2 separate regions of the Homo sapiens genome follow, and region 2 is linked to region 1. Evidence: read pairs that join two places in POLR2A ChIA-PET (ENCODE). Cell type or tissue: PC-9. All regions are shown on one strand. Links, peaks and the distances in the headings refer to the core of each region. The heading gives the core; the rest is flanking DNA. Region 1 overlaps CA10 (carbonic anhydrase 10). Region 2 has its middle 53 kb from the start of LINC02073.

The links. ChIA-PET counts read pairs that join two places held together with the same protein. Peaks named below come from ENCODE experiments on the same cell type or tissue, not always from the same donor. Only the 100,000 strongest peaks of a DNase experiment are listed, where the experiment ranks them.
Region 2: POLR2A ChIA-PET joins it to region 1 with 7 read pairs; 2 of 35 experiments call an interaction of 5 or more read pairs at or near these places.

What each region holds. Positions count from the first base shown.
Region 1 is chr17:51,700,122-51,713,043 of GRCh38, reverse strand. All of the region lies in intron 4 of CA10 (carbonic anhydrase 10), which reads left to right. Among named protein-coding and RNA genes, the nearest start is that of LINC02073, 270 kb to the right of the region's middle. In PC-9, for the core only: no CTCF peak of the experiment used is centred there; a DNase peak (open chromatin) is centred at 5,633.
Region 2 is chr17:51,485,767-51,490,196 of GRCh38, reverse strand. No RefSeq gene overlaps it. Among named protein-coding and RNA genes, the nearest start is that of LINC02073, 53 kb to the right of the region's middle. In PC-9, for the core only: a CTCF peak has its summit at 2,078 (motif pointing left); no DNase peak of the experiment used is centred there.

The sequences.
Region 1 (12,922 bases), core at 4,385-6,884:
TCTGCTCTAGAACCAGAGATAGCTTCCCAGCAGGGGCAAGAAAAGAGGATCTGTGGAGGACACAACAGATAATCAGACAGTGGGAACACCAAGTCACAGAGTTCTTGCAGCTGTGTGTCCTGTGCAGACAAAGACACTCACCCTCCTCCTGCCTTTATGGAAGGAAGGTCGTAGGCAATGTTACTTTGTTTTTGGCAAACCCCCAAAAGAAGAAACCACTCCACATAGTCTGAGAGGTAGTATAGTAAGTGTTGTGCGTAGAGACCTCATTAATGGCCAACACCTGTTTTATTTGCAACTCACTATCTTTCTAGTTAAGAAGAGTTCAGAGCCTGACCTGCACACTATATTGGGAGATAAAACAATGAGATGCTCATTCTCAATGTGCCTGGCTTTATGGAGTAGCTTCATTCCTACAAGTGTATTCTGTAGATCAATATCAATCCCCGGTGCCTATTGACTTTACAGCACAGTTCTAGTATTGCTTTATCTTTACAGAGCAAATTTTTATTATCAGAGGCTTCTAATCCTTTAGCTTTAAATGTCTCTATTCCTGCACTTCAGCTTTTCTGAAATTTTTCCAAAGAAAAACATTTTATGAGAAAAAGCTAAATTACTAAGTATATTCATGTGCTATTTCTCCTAATCCTCACAAAAGCCCTGTCATGTTGTGATTTTTCCCTATTTTAAAGATTGGACAACTGAGGTACAAGGCATCATTACTAATGAAAAACTACACAAGGGCTCAACCCATGTCTTCTGATGGGACTGAACCTCAAGTAGCAAGTTATTGCTTCATCTTCAGTGGGTGTTTGTGAAATGCGTAGAAAGGGCATGGAAGCTGCATCATATTCAGTGGACACTGCAAGTGATCTGTTTGCTATTCACTTAACACACATTTGTTGATGACCCATTATGTTCAGAGGTGAACAAGATAGTGTCTGGAGCCTGGGGTAGCTCTCACTTTAGAATAGGCTTGTTTATCAAAGACAACTTTTGTCTTGCCTAAGATCACTCAACAATCTCTATGAGGCAGAAGTTCCTTGGTCCAGTCATGTAGACCTCCTGCCCAGATCCCATCGGTAGCCGCTGCCCCTCTCCCCCAGCAGCTGTGACTTTGTCTGATTACACCTCACAGCCACCGCTTTTCCTGGGGGACTGCCCTCTGCTAACTGCTCAACAGGCTACCACATTCCCACCTCACCCCCAGCAGAAGCCCACGGCCCATGACTAATAGATACATGCCAAGGGGCATCAGAGGCTGATCTTCTTGTCTCAGGTGGAACTAATTTTGTTGTGAGATTCATACTCCAGCGCCCTCCTATGGGCTCAGACTGAAACAATCTGCAGGCAAATCAAAAGCTTTGCTTAGATATTTGTTTCAGCTCTGTCCCGCTTTCCTCCTTCCCCTTTTCTGGGGACCATATCCTCAGGAAAACACTTGAACTAGACTCTCCATCGCAGGCTGTGTCTAAAGGAACCCAACAGAAGACATCTAGTTTGACTTTATTTTGCAGCAGAAGAGTTACAAATTTTTAGTGTCTGAAAAAAAATCTGTGTTTCATGTTTTCACTCATTCAGATTGGGCCTTCTCCTAAAATTAAACAAAACCAGCAAGATTTTGCTTTGCAGGAAAGATCTGTCTTTGCAGGATTTTGTTTGTACTGAGGGTAAGGAAACAGTGATCTCTTAAAATATTCAGGACTACTAAAATACAACAGGTGCATTGCCAGTTTCCTAATAGTATATCTCGAAACCAGAACAACACACCCGCTGATAGGAGTCATGAGTTTTTGCTTTTGAGTAGTGATATGAACCTAAGTGTGAGTTGCATTGAAAATTAATGCGCTGCCTGCCTAATCATTTTCACAGAGCCTTTGGTGAGGTTGATGTTGAGCTTGTTGGATAATTATCTGTTTTTTAAAAATCTAAGCATCCTTTTATACGTCGCGTTTTCTGTTTGCAAGTTTCGCTTCAAGTTTACTGAACCATTTAATTAACTTAAGTGTTTAAACTTCTAGAGGTGTTGATTGATTCTAATCAGCATTTTCTGCTACTCTAATTGAAGGCTTCCTCTCTTGGACTATTGTCAGTGAAGCAAAAAAAAAAAAAAAAAAAAAAAGCAAAATGTTGTTCAGTCTTTGGCATAATCTAACACAAATTTAGTTGGTCCCATGATTGCATGAACTTCAGGAGGCCAGAAGAGAGCCAATTTGTCTATGTTTTTGAAATCGCGGAGCCAGCCCCAGGAAGAGACTGTGCTGCAGGCACAGGGAGGACTTGCAACCTCTGGTGGGGACTTAGACTCCAAGCCAAACCACTTTCAGGTTTGGCAGTTTTCACTCTTCCTGGAAGCTCAGTCGGGGGATGTTTTGCAGGGACCCTTACCACCCAGAGGAAATGATTTTCTCCTTTAATCACTCTTCTTTTCTCAGAAAAACAAAAAATTACCCCCAAACTCCCACCTCCTGTGGTAACACCCCAGGCAAAGGCAAACTTAGTCCCTAGAATAAGAGCTGCCCAATATTAAGTAGGTCTTTCTGCTGGTGGTGAGAAGTCAGGCTTCTGAACTCCAGGTGTTCAGACAACCTGGGTGTTGTGTTTATCTGCCCTTTAAAATTGCTCTGGAGAGAGCAAGAGGGGAGTCCCTGTCAAAACAGCTCAGGGAGCTCCTCCAGCCTGTAGGCACCTGAGACATGGCCCCTCAGCCACTCCCCAACTTCAGCTTTTGAAGACCAGGTTTTCTGCTGCCTTCAAAAAGATTTTCTGGCAAGCTGACTTTGGTCCCTCCTGAGACAATTCTGTTCTAGTTGACTTCTGTTCAGCACAAAATTATGTATTATGGATATTGCATTTTTCTGCTAAGAAAACGTCGGCTGCTAAACTAGATCAAACCGCCCTCCAGTTCTTCAGTGCTGACTCATTTTAATTATTGAACTTTTCTCCCTGGAAAGTACACTCCGTGCTGTTTGTCGAGAAACTGGCAGTTTTAACACAATTTGGAAACTTTTCATAGATGGATCACCCCAGGAAAACAGGCAGCTGATCACCAGAGAAATTCTGCAGTTCAGATTAGTTTGCTGTGTGATGACACTGAAGAAGTGAAATGTATGGGGTTTCTCCCTACCACCCATTCCAACTCCCTGGCTCCTCACAAGACAATGCCACTGCACGCAGCAAGGAGCTCTTGTTTTCTGTGTACTTCTGTGTACTGTGGGGCCCAGCTCTAGATCTGTGACATGCTCACCAGCTCACCTAAGCGAATATAATCCCTGACTCCCTCCCCAAATTTGTTTCTTACCTCCATCTAATTCAGTCATACCTACCTTCTTTCTGCCTGGGGAACACTCCAAGCCATTCCCTACCTGAGGACATTTGCATATGCTATTCTGTCTAGTAAGTTCCACTTCTAGTCTAGGTTGCTTTGCAACCCTGGCTGCACATTAGAATAATTTTAAGCCTTACCTTGAGGTCAATTAAATTTCCACCTCTGGAGGTGGGGTCCACCATCTATTTTTAAAAACTCCCAGGTGATATGAATGCACTTCAAAGGTTGTGAGTCATCACTTTAAATCTTCATGTGGCTGGGTCCTCCCATTGTTCAGGTCTCAGCACCAAGATCCCTTCCCAGAGAAGCATTCCCTAATCATCTTATCTGAAGTAGCCTGAACTCTAAGCCCCCAGAGCTCTCTACATCACTCACTGATTTTATTATCTCTACAGTACTCTTCACTCTCTGAAGTTATCTTTTCTATTTTTTATTTATTGTCTTCCCCACTGTAATTCAAGCTTCAAGAGAGGGATTTGTTCATCTTGTTGACTTCTGTATCAGGACATCTGCCCGATACATAGTAAGTGCTCAAAATATATTTGCTAGATGAGCAAGTAAATGAATAGATGGATATATGAATGAATAGATGAATGAATGAGTTTCTGCCCTCAGAATCTGTATTAGTCAGGGTTCTCTGAAGGGACAGAACTAATAGGATAGGTGTATATATGAAGGAGAGTTTATTAAGGAGTACTGACTCACACAATCACAAGGTGAAGTCCCACAATAGACCGTCTGCAACCTGAGGAGCAGGGAAGCCAGTCCCAGTCCCCAAATCTCAGAAGTTGGGAAGATGACAGAGTGCAGCTTTCAGTCTGTGGCTGAAGGCCCAAGGGCCCCTGGCAAACCACTGGTATAGGTCCAAGAGTCCAAAAGCTGAAGAACTTGGAGTCTGCCGTTCAAGGGCAGGAAGCATCTAGCCCAGGAGAAGGATGAGGATCGGAAGACTCAGCAAGTCTAGTCCTTCCACGTTCTTCTGCCTGCTTTATTCTACCTGCACTGGCAGCTGATTAGATGGAGCCCACTCATATTGAGGGTGGGTCTCCTTCTCCCACTGGCTCAAATGTTAATCTCCTTTGGCAACACCCTCACAGCCATGCCCAGGAAAAATACTTTGCATCCTTCCATGCAATCAAGTTGACACTCAACATTAACCATCACAGAGTCCAAGTTGGTATTTTTGATAGTATACGTCACTGGATAAGAGCTGCCACTCAGCACACCTGGGGAAAAGTATACTTTCTCTACAGACATTATTTTCTACTTTGAGTTCCTCAACATGAGGATGCAAAAAGTTTTAATAAACAACAACAAATTTATTTAACTACAACCTATCACAAGTTGCATATTGATATTGAAAATTCTGTGAAAGTCTAAGTGTTCAGTGCCTCTCCTTCCCTGTGTCCCATCAGCATGGCCATCAGAGCAGCAAGCCAATGCTTTGCCATCCAGCACCTGTGCCCTACCCACCCAGTGCCAAGCCACAGTGGAGGCATGAGAGCTCTTTTCTTTCCCTCTCTATTCGCTCTGCCTCCTTTCGAAGCTCCTGAGAGAAGCATTTAAATAATACACTGGTCTTCAATAATAGAATCTGATTGGAAGGACTGCTGGAGCCCACTTGTAATCACTGAAGCAGCAAGGACAGATCACGTCTTTCATGATTTTCTTCCACTTTTAGTGCCATCTTCCACTCACTTCTACTTCCAGATCCTTCCTAGGTTGGTGTCCTGCTTTAAGTGTCTCCATGAGTGTCTTATCCACTCCAGTGTCTTCATCATGAATTGCCAGCAGCTCATCCTTTGACCAACATGTGTCCCAACTTGGAGAAGCCCGATGAGTTCTGGGAAATCACCACCACCATGTTTCTCTTACTCAGAGCTGCCTCCAGTTTTTCTATAAAACCCAAACCACTATTCTCCAAAACAGAAAAATGGTAGAGCTTCAAATGTGGTCATGAGGTCTTCCAGAAGGGATTCCATTTTCTTGATTAAGGATAGGAACATGAGAAACACACACACACACACACACACACACACACACATATTCATCCACTTTCCTTCCCTGCACACCTGCTCAACAGGCACAATGCCTGTGTTAATTCATTCATATACAATAAATTTATCTTCTTTCCTCCCCTGGTAAGTGGATGAATAATGGCAGACTCTGCCATTTCCTACCATTTTGGCTATTAATGCACATCAGCAAGTGTGTTTCAGCTTCAGGGAACCGAGAGATATTTCTGGCAACCTGTGAGAGCTAATTCACCTTCAGGAGGTGAGTAACCAAATATTTATACCTTATCAGATTCTGACTCATTCTCCACCTTTAAAAGTATGTGTCACAGTGCCTAAAGCTTAGGCTGGGTATCAGGGACATCTAAGGTGCCAGACTGACTCTGCAGTCCAGAGGATTCAGAAATTTGATTTTAGCAGAATCTCTATAAAAAGAATGCTCGGGGAGCCTGGCCCACACTAACCTTATAAGCCAGGACAGTTTCTGAGCATACACATAAGGCTTCACCCCAAGAAGTGGGCTGACCATTCATTCACATGATAAATATTTATTAAGCACCTAGCACATTGCTTCTATGAGAATCTAGGCACCGAGGAACAACAGGGAACAAAAAAAGAACAAAAACTCTTTTGTAATGGAACTTAGTGGGAGAGACAGATAATAGACAAATATGTAAAATATATAAGGATCAAATAGTGACAAGCGCTGTGGGTAAAATAAAGTAGGGGATGAGTTATAGGAAAAGGCGTCCAGTGTGGGGTGGGGATTGCAGTGTTAAATAAGGCAGTCAGGGAAGGCCTCAGCTAGAATGTGACATATGAACAAAGACCTAAAGGAGATGGAAAGGCCAGCTTGCAAGTTTCTAGGTAGAGAGGTTTCCGGCCCTCAGGCAGGAGTGTGCCTGGTGTGTGGCAAGACCACTGTAGCTGGAACCTATGTGTTAGGAGAGAGTGCATAGGATCAAAAAAGTTGGCTAATGTGGAATCCTGAAGGTTTTGGGGGACTGGATCTGGATATGGATTTTCTTCTAAGTGTGATGGGGCCATCAGACATCTTCAAGCAGGGGAGTGGTATGATCTGATTTAGCTTTTAGCAGGTTTTTTCTGGCTGTTAGCCAAGAGAAGACCATAGGGGGCAAAGGCCCCGGCAGGCAGGCCTATTAGGAGGCCACTACAGTCCTCTGGGAAAGAGATGCTGATAGCTTGAACCAGGGCAGTGGCAGCAAAAGGAGAGAGAAGCAACTGGATTCTGCATGCATTTTGAAAGGAGAGCCAACACAAATTACTGCTAGACTTGGTATGCTATGGAGAAAAAGAGAGGAGTCAAGGTTTAGAGCCACAGAAATGTACAGTTTCCATGAGAGCTCATTTCTGGCAAATGGCTTTACTCAGGAATCAAATGCAGACCAGATGGACAGTTAGGTGAGCAGAGAATTATGACAAAGTAATTCATCTCACTGACAACAGCTTTCACTTAAGAGCACTGAGTGTAGGCCAGGCCTTGTGTTAAGCATGAGCTTACATCCTCCGTTTCTTCTTCCAACAGCCCAATGGTAAACATACCATTATCCCCATAAATAAGGAAATTGAGGCTCAGAGCAAAGTGATTTGCCCAGCACTGCGCAGCTACTCGGTGCTGGAACTATGACTTCAACCAGACCTGTCTGACATTCCCTCAACCACTGCGCTACACAGATTCCTACTCAAAATGCTTTTTAACCACACTCAGGAACAATTATGGATTGTTCTTTTTCCTCTAGGGCTTTTTCAACTACTTAACCAATATTCTAGACTGAAAAAAACTACCCCTACCTTGCACAGTGGCAGAGACCCCTGGTCAAATTCTGTCTCTCTGGCCTTTTGTTTTTTCCATCTCTACCTGTCACCTCTACCCTCCGTCAGCAGCTCAGCAGTGGCTTCACAGCTATTGTTGCATCCATTTTGGTTCAAAAGGGTCCTCCCCCTTAAGGTTTGAGAGACACTGTGGGCTACCTGATGGGGTTTAGAGAGCACCTTGCTCTTATGAGCAGTGAGTTTACAACATATGGGTGGATTTCTTTTGAGGCATTTTTTTTTTCAAGTGAATTACCCCAATAAGGATGCTATTTCCTGTCCTCATCTCCGGGTATGAGGAATTTATATTTGTCAGCCTAGGGCACTCACCATATTCTCCATGTTTGTTCAGACGAATGCTTGCTGGGGGCCCTGTATGTGCCAAGCACTGTTTTAGGGAGTGCAGTAGTGAGCAAACTAGACCCAGTTCCTTCTCCCAAGAGGGTGGTAAGCTGGTGGGGCAGCCAGATGTTAAACTAAGGATCCCCTCTGCTATGGTTCAGGGTTGGGGTTTGTGCTCTAAAAGGAAGAAACATTGATCTATGTGTATATATAGAAGCCAGGCCTCACCTGGGAGGTGAGAGAAAGTGTCCCTGAAGAAATGGTGAGTAGGCTGCTATCTGAAGGATGAGCAGTTCTCCCAGGATAGAAGATGGGGAAAGGTACAAGTGGGCCACACGGAAGCCTTGTAATAAGAGGGAACATAGCAAGTTTAAGGAGCAAAGATAGCAAGTCAAGGCTTAATACAAAATGAGCTGGAGAACTGGGAAGAGCTGCGAAGACCTTCCTTAAGAATGTTGATCTTTAGCCGAAGAGGAATAGAATCCACCACTGCAGGGATGAATGAAAAAAAAGATGTGATAGATTTTCTTTTCTTTTTTCTTTTTCTTTTTTTTTTTTTTAGACAGAGTCGCTCTGTCACCCAGGCTGGAGTGGAATGGCGTGATCCTGGCTCACTGCAACCTCCACCTCCACCTCCCAGCTTCAAGCGATTCTCCTGCCTCAGCCTCCCTGATAGCTGGGATTACAGGTGCATGCCATCACACCCGGCTAATTTTTGTATTTTTAGCAGAGATGGGGTTTTGCCATGTTGGCCAGGCTGGTCTTGAACTCCTGACCTTAGGTGATCCACCACTGTCGCCTCCCAAAGTGCTGGGATTACAGGCGTGAGCCATCACACCCAGCTGTGATAGATTTTCTTTTGAAAAGATGACTCTGCCTACACTGTAGAAGATAGAGTGGATGGGCAAGGTGGACAGAGGAGACCACTGACTAGATTATTGCACTGTCTGCACTCACATGATGATCTCATCTTGCCCTGAATTTGCCTGGACAGAGAATCTTAGCATATCTGACCATGAAGAGATCTTAGAGAGCATTCCTTGAGTTCAGCTACATTATTTTACGGATGAAAAATGTGGCCTAGAGAGAAACACTTGCCCAAGACCACAGGGCCACTTAAATTACAAAGTCAACTCTCAAACCAAGGTCTTTTGACTTAACGCCTTGTGCTTGTAACCATTGTTTCAATTGTGTGCTTTTACATGAAGCCTGGGCTCTTTCAAAGTATTGGTTATGTCATATTTAGTATAGAATCTCCAGTGTTTGGTGGGAGTAGCAACTCAGTATATGTTGGATGGATAAATAAATGGCCGGAAGAATAGGTGGATAGATGGATGGATGAATGAATGAATGATAGATGCATGCATGCATTGATGGATGGATGAATGGATGGACGGATAGATGGGTTAGTACATGGATGGATGGATTTGAAAGGATACTGTTTTATAATCCACAAGCTTCCATAGAAACAATCGAAAGAGATCAGTTTTCCTTTAGTGAAAACCATACTTCATAACCTTTCTCGAGTCATGGCAACCTCTCTTGGGCCACAGCATCAATGTGACCCCATAGGACATCCTTCTTATCCAAGTCTGTGCCTGGAAACCTCAGTCCCTGAAAGAAGGTGATAAACTTACTGCAGTTGTTTGGAATGGCAAGCAGCCCGGGACCGGTTAGGTCATGCACTGACTCCTTATTTTTCCTGGAAAGGAGCCTAGCTTGCTAACTTTCCAAATTGAATTTTAAAAACTTTAATTAGGTCACCACAAAGGTTTGTCTCTTTTAATGGCAGAAAGCCCAGTTTCCTAAGTGTTTCCTCAGGAGCCCATCCTTTGCCACCTCACGACTCTTGTACATCGCACACCTCATTAAGGGAGGACCCTGAATGGAATGCTGATGAAATATTACTTGAGTGTCAACAGTATGGAGGTGCTCAGAAAATGGCTCAGAGACTATTGCCAAAATACACCCTTGACACACATCCTCTCATTTTATTCTCAAAACAATATGGATGGGTGGGGTGGGGAGAGAATAAGGCCTTATCTCAATTTTGTAAACAAAGAGAATGAGACCATAGAGTCTAAGGGGCTGGCCCACCCCAGGGCCAATACACAGACTCAGATCTGCTAGGGACACTCCCAGTTTGGAATATCATTATCTTTCCATGGAAAGATATTATCATGGAAAGATAATGATATTCCAAATGTGCTGACTTCCTTGTTGGAGTTATTTAGAACATAATCACTATAACTAATGAACAAAGAAAACATGTTTGTCATCAGCCAACATTTATTGATTACCTATTATGTACAGTACATTTTACCAGAGGCTTATCTCAGGCCAATTGGACATTCCTCTTTGCCCTCCGAGCATGAAACTAGGGACCTCATTCAAGTCCCCAGTCAGCCACTTTCTCCACAATACGACCTAGAGAAAGACACTTAACCTCCCTGAGCTTCAGTCTCCTTCTCTGCTAAACGGGCACAGTGATTTGTATATAACAACCTCCCAGCAGGATACATACAGAACACTCAAAATTGAATTATTTGAGGAGAATGTATTACAAAAAGACCATTCCCAAAGTCCTGGGTAAGGGAGCCACCAGAGATAATGCACTAACCCAGAGATAGAAAGAACCTGGCTGCTACTACTCCAAGGTCTAAAGAGACAAAAGGAAGGAGAGGTTATAGGAACTGGAAGAGGAGAGATTCTTGTAGATTTGGCATCCCTGAGAGAACCAGGGACCCTCTGGACACAGCCAGCCTGAGACAATTTCACAGAGCAGGAACCAGAGTAGAAGGGACCTGATCTCCCTGTCTACCTCCCTCTGGTTTCCTTCCAGGGTGGCCATGGCAGAAACCTTTGATAGCCAGAGGTATGGGAGTCAGTGAGTGCCATGCACACAGTGGGTCTCCCCAGGCAGAGAAAGGCGGAGAGGGAGTCTGGGGTCCAGGTGGAAGCCACCATCACACAGCACCTCCTCTGCCTTCATGAAAGTGATTTATAAAGGTAAAGATTCTCTGTAAAAGAGAAAATGTCAACTAGTATACAAAATTTTCTACAAGCCTGAGAATAAGAATGACCTGTCACCAGCCTTCTATTGGCTATCTTGTGTGCCACCAAGGATGAGAGTGATTGAAAAGCAGAGGCCCAGTAGTTCAAGGCAAGGTCATATAAAGGGCTCCAGATCCAGGCAATGCTGGATCTGAATCTGGGTCTACCGCCAGCTAGCTGAGTAGTCACAGCAAGTCTCCCAACTGCTCTGGGCCTCTGTGCTCTCATCTGGAATGCAGAGACCATAATATCTATCTTGCACAGTGCTGTGAGGTTCAAAGGGAATAGAATAGGAAACTCACAATGCCTGGCACATAATAGGTGCTCAAGAAATATATTGTAAAGTGAACAAATGAATGATTTTTAGGATCCCTTCTGACTCAAGAAATATATTGTAAAGTGAACAAATGAATGATTTTTAGGATCCCTTCTGACTCTCACATGGTAGGGGTCTGATTCTGTAGTCTGGTTGGCAGGTTCTGAGAAGCATTTGTGACATCTGGGTAAGGTGCCAACCTGAGGACAAGACCCAGGGCAGGATGGGGTGGCCGGAGGTACACATGGTGACTACAAGGTCCACAGAAAGAGGTTCTGAGTGGAGACAATGTGTCTCAGAACTCTGTCTCTAGTCGTAAAACCTTTTGTAGAACTGTGGCAGCCTCTAGGTAAATGGAATGTGAATGCAAGCTAGAAAGTTTGATAGAATGTCTAATTTGTCAAAATAGGATTTTTCTGGCAATACATTACAAATGACTGTGAAATTGTTTTCTTGGCCTGTTACCAAACATGGGTGAATAATTGAGAGTTAACTATTATGAGACTTTCATTTGGGGATATAAATAATATTTAAAAGGATTAAGAACTTGAGGGAAGGAAGCTGACATTTGTGAGTATCATGGGATCCTACCAGCTCATATATTAAAGGCCCCAATCTTCGCAGAATTTATTGAGCAGAGGTAAACAAACAAGAAACATAAAAAAAATAAATAAATAAATGAGAGTGTTATGGGTTGAACTGAGTCTCCAAAAAGCTATGTTGCAGTCCTAACCCCCAGAACCTCTGAACGTGACCTTATTTGGAGCCAGGGTCTTTGCAGATGTACTTAATCAAGTTAAGACTAAGTCATACTGAATTAAGGTGGGCCCTGATCCAACAACTGGTGTCCTTATGAGAAGAGGGAAATTGGGACACAGACAGAAGACAACCATGTGAAAACAGAGGCAGAGGCCGGAGTGATGGTGCCGCCCGCCGAGGAACACCAAGGATTGCCAGCAACCACAAGAACCTGGGAGAGAGCATAGCACAGATCCCCTTCCCAGCCTCCAGAAGGAACCAACCCTGCCAGCACCTTGATATCAGACTTTTGAAAAAAAAATTGTTTTTTTAAATTTTAAGTTCTGGGATACATGTGCAGGGCATACAGGGTTGTTTCATAGGTATACGTGTGCCATGGTGATTTGCTGCACCTATCCATCCATCACCTAGGTATTAAGCCCCACATGTATTAGCTATTAATCCTGATGCTCTCCCTCCCTGCTCCCTCCACTCCTACCCCCATAGGCCCCGGGGTGTGTGGTTTCCCTCCCTGTGTCCATGTGTTCTCATTGTTCAGCTCCCACTTATGAGTGAGAACATACAGTGTTTGGTTTTCTGTTCCTGTGTTAGTTTGCTAAGGATAATGGCTTCCAGCTCCATCTATGTCCCTCAGTTTGTGGTGTTCCGACAGCCCAGGAACGTGACCACTTACGGAATGTTAGGCGACGGTAAGTGCTGTCGTGAAAAGCAATCCAGAGAACAGGTGAGAAGGATTAGGAAGGAGAGGTTAGGCAGGCAAGGGAAGCATACAGTCATTGGGACAGGCTTCACGGAGACGTGAAGGTGAGACGAGCAGATGGAAGGCCATGAGGGGGTGAGCCAAGCACAGGTGGGGAACAATGTGGCAGCAGAGGAAGCAGGTGCCGTGGAGGCCCATGGAACTGTGCCATGTTCAAGGAGCACCAAGGAGGCCAATGTGGCCAGAGCATGAGCAAACGGAGGTGGGAGAAGGGGCCAGAGAAGATGTCGGACAAAACCCAGGGGTCTTGTCAGCCATTGCCAGGATTCTGCTCTTGCTCTGAGTGGGGTGGAGAGCTTTGGGAGGGTCTGTGAGCAGTGCAGCGATATTATCTGAAGTATGACTTAAAACATCCCCTCTGGCTGCTGCACTGAGGACAGATGGAAGCAAGACAAAGACAGCAGTGAGACCTGTTAGGCGGCCACTGCAGCAACCCGGCTAAGACTACTTCACTGACCGGGACATTCACCAGTTCTCCAAGGATGCTCTCCTATTTCAAAGGCAGAGCTGGGATT
Region 2 (4,430 bases), core at 1,931-4,430, 220 kb after region 1:
CCTCAACCTCCCGAGTAGCTGGGACTGCAGGCATGTGCCACCATGCCCAGCTAATTTTTTTTTTTTTAATTTTTGTAGAGACAGAGGTCTCACCATGTTTCCCAGGCTGGTCTCAAACTCCTTGGCTCAAGCAATCCTCCTATTTTTGCCTCCCAAAGCGCTGGGGATACAGGCGTGAGCCACCGCACCTGGCCCCAAACTTATTTAAGTACACTGAGTGATGATTTTTAAAGGAACCTGTTGTTATATAAATAATCTCTGAGCTGCAGTGTAACTTTAGATCCCCAGATATTTTAATTTCTTGAAGCAAGTCAAACAAGTACGCAAATAGAACTTATTCTCAGTGTTTCCACCCTACATGCCGCTGGGAGGGTGTATGTAATAGGTAGGCCTCCCAGAGAGGAAAGGAAAAACAAAACCTCCCTGAAGCCAAATTCTGCAAAAAGAGGAGGACCCTCTTACTTGCTCCTGATATGGATCAGAATATTGGCCATAACAATTATTTCAGATTCATCCAGTTTGGCTATCCGCATAGAATACCTAAAGACATTCTTTTTTAAATGTTATTTTTAACTGACAAATAATAATTGTATATATCTATGGGGAACAATGCAATGTTTTGATATATATATATATATACATTGTGGAAAGATTAAATCAAGCTAATTAACATATCTACCACTTCACATTTTTTTGGTCTGGCGCAAACATTTAAAATCTACTTTTTAAGCAATTTTAAAATATATTTTTTTTAAATTTTACTTTACGTTCTGAGAATACATTATTGCTAACTATAGTTCCCATGCCATGCAATAGAACTTATTCCTCCTAACCGAAACTTTGTACTTTTGACCAACATTCTGTAACCTTGAAACTTTATGAAGGCAACAAAATAATTCCTTAAGAATGTCAACAACCTTCCTTCTCCATGGTAAGGACACCATCTGGATTACTCTGCTTGTCAATACACAACAAACAACAGAGAATGTGTGGGGGATTCTCGTCCTGAGTCACCCATTTCCCACACCGTACAAACCTGGTGACTCCCCACCAGCACACTCACAAGTGTTCTTATCTGTCCTAAATCCTTTTGTTTATAGTTAGGTTGCTCTTAGCAAATGCTACTTTTGACTTATCCTCTGCCTTTGCAGCCATTCAACATACAATTTTTAAGTTCCAGAAGACTTGTCAAACTGCAAGCCCTTTTGGGTTTAACACTTATAGTTTTGACCACGCTTGAATGGCACTGAAGGCCTAGGGCATCTACTATTTTGCAGTTTGTTTTGTTTTGTTTTTTGAGGCACAAATTTCAATCCTATATTCTACAAGATCAGTGGTCTGAGCCAAGTTATCAACTTAACTAGTGAGTAAACCTGCTTGGATTCCCAAATCTGCATTTCGACATGAATCGGTCATTCTCTCCTTGTTGCCATGTACACCATAAGTTTTATGAAGTAACTGAAATTTCGTTTCTGTGTGCAAAGTGGCTCCCAAAAAGAAAATCAGCTGCTGGTGCTGATGATAAAAATGAAGAAAAAGTGAAGATGTCTCAGAAAGTAATGGTTCTTATCAGAGAATTAAACATTTCAGGGTGGAATGTCACATTTGGCATCTATAATCTAATAGACTCCACTATGCATTCTATATAATAACAATAAAGGCAATTTGTAAAATGGCTTCAGGACATTTTATAGCCAGTGTAAAATAAAAATTGCTCATTGGGTGAGCAGTAAGTCATTTTTGTAAGAGTCACTTAAATTTTTCAGTTATACTCACAAGGAAAAGTAATTGCTAGAATGGTGGGGATTCCTGTTGCTCTTGAGACATACGTTAACTAGCAAAGACACATCTCGACCATCACTTGTATTAGGTTTTTATTCACCGGCAGTTGCAAAAGGTTTTGCTTTCCGCAGCCCCCTGTGCTACACGGCGGCCGTGTCTGTGATGTTGCCGCCCTCCGTCTCTCTAACATGAGGACTCAGTGCTGACAATGACTCTTGCCCGTGATTGCCTTCCACGTACTCAGGTGACAGGGTGGTGCCTTCGTGGGTGGACTCGCTTCCTGCCTGGACTGAACTCTGAAAATAGCTCCCTCTTGAGGCAGAGAGAGTCATATGGTGACACAACCCGGCTTACAACGCTGAAGAGCTCCCAGAATTCACAGTGACTGTTCAGTCATTTTATTTATTCACTTACTCATTTTTCCTTTTTGTGTTATACCCTTAAAAAATAAACAGCACAACTCTTCATCATCTTGAAGACCACACCTTTTTGTGATATTGGCCATCAACCATCTGAGTACACACACACACACACATTATTACCTGGGGAAGATAAAATCTTCTAACGTGATGGACTTAACCTTAACTACCAGAGACGCACCGAACTGCAAAAGTTCTCATCTCTCTTCGGAGAAATAGCCCTCCTTTTCACCATTTTCTCACAACTTGGGCAGAAATTCCATGGCCTCTGATAGGGGGCGTGCTTAGCATATTTGACACCTGGGACAAATTATTTTATAATACCCCCCTCCTCTATAACAGAATTATTTTGGTAATAATCATAAAATAAAATAAATAATAATTTCTTGGGAAATTCAGAGAGCAATAAGTTTCTTCTATTGAATCTTTTATGTATAAAATAATGTCAGTAAAGTAAAAATAATATGGGTAACTTAGATGACCAATCCCCAACATTATGCAATATACCCATGTAACAAACATGCCCATGTACCCCTTGAATCTAAAATAAAATAAAATAATAATGAATAAAATAAATATTACAGCACAAAACAGGAAAAAAATGAATAGCTTAAAGCTTTGTAATCACCTATACTCCCCTCCCCAGTCGGCGTGCACCCAGGGCTGACAACATCTGCAAAGGGGCAATGAAGTCAGCAGCTGCCTTGTTAAGACCATAACACACTCTCTCTGGCTGTATCATTCTTGATTCCATTTTAAGGAGGAATTTAGGCCTTCACATATTTATCCCACTTAGCCTTTTGGTTTCATCCAGAGCATCTAATACATTCAAAACTATTTTAGTAAACAGACACTCAAGATTTCTCCCAGGATAACACGGTGTCCTCGATATTTCCTGCTTTTTGGCCAAATTAGTGCAGATTCATGTCTGGTTCTCTAGTTACTATAGATAATTTCCTAGAAACATATAATGGCTTAGAAAATGTCTCCATAATGTACCAGTCATTATCTTGGCAGTTTTATCTTTTTTGAAATATGTCTGTGCATAGAATTAGTTCCTCAAGTCAGAAAATCCATGCACAATAATCTCCATGCACAATAATTCTTGCGGGATGCATAAGCCTCTTGGTCCATTCCTTTAGCTGCTCTCTCAGTCTGGGCCTTTCACTTTATGTGTTTTACAAAACTGTTGGTACCTGTATTTCATATGCATTGCTATTCCTAGAAAGTAAAATTAGCCTCTTCCCAATTCACTTAATAAATATTTACTGAGTCCCTGTTCTGGGCCAAGCACAGGGAATATAAGAGGGAACTAAACACAGTCCCTGCCTTCAAGGAATTTAAGTCTAGTTAGAATCGAGACAACACTTAGTTAATCACAATACAGGAGCTTTTGATGAAGCCTTGGCTCTCTGCCATATGACAATACTTCTACCCTTTGTGGACTTGGTAAAGATTCTCTAGAAGACCAAAAAACCTGTTAATTCACACCAATTACAAAAGGGAAGTCAATGGATGCCTGTGAGTTCTATAATCTTTCTATTGTGAACTTGTTTATTTGTAAAGTCTCTGTTAGAGAATCTAGACATACCAACTCTCGGTACCCAAAAGGAGAACAGAAAGGCTGTAATTGGATGACATCATTGCCAACCAACCAGATATAAAACAGGCAGGTTACATGAAGAAGCAGCAGCAATGGCAGAGCCTGATGGTGGACTCGCCCTCTTCTGTGTGCACCTCATAAAAGGAACTGGAACTAGGCTGCTCTCCAGGTCTGTGTGGGTCTTGGAAACAGTTCAAGGAGAGAGATCTCACCCATAGAGTGTTGAGAAGGCACTGCTGTTAAATTCCGATTCTTAATGTTACCGTAAATAGAAAATGAAGAAAGTGTTTCAAACCACTTATGATGAATATCTACTTATTACAGTTCCGTGATATTCACTTTATTGCAGTAGTCTGGAACCAAACTTGCAATATCTATGAGGTATGTCAGTATTTATATTCCAAAGCTCTGCCACAGGGAGGGACTTGATTACTATCAAGATGTTTAAAACTAGGGGTGCTTTAGCAAATTAAGCAACAAATAAGCCCCAAACCAGCTCAACTTCTAAGTAGATAAAGGAAACCAATCCTTGCCCTAGCTACCTGATGGTGGAAAGAACAATCTCTTTTAGGGGAAAATAGTATCTACTTCAGACTCTATTATTCTATTACGTATAATGTGACTCG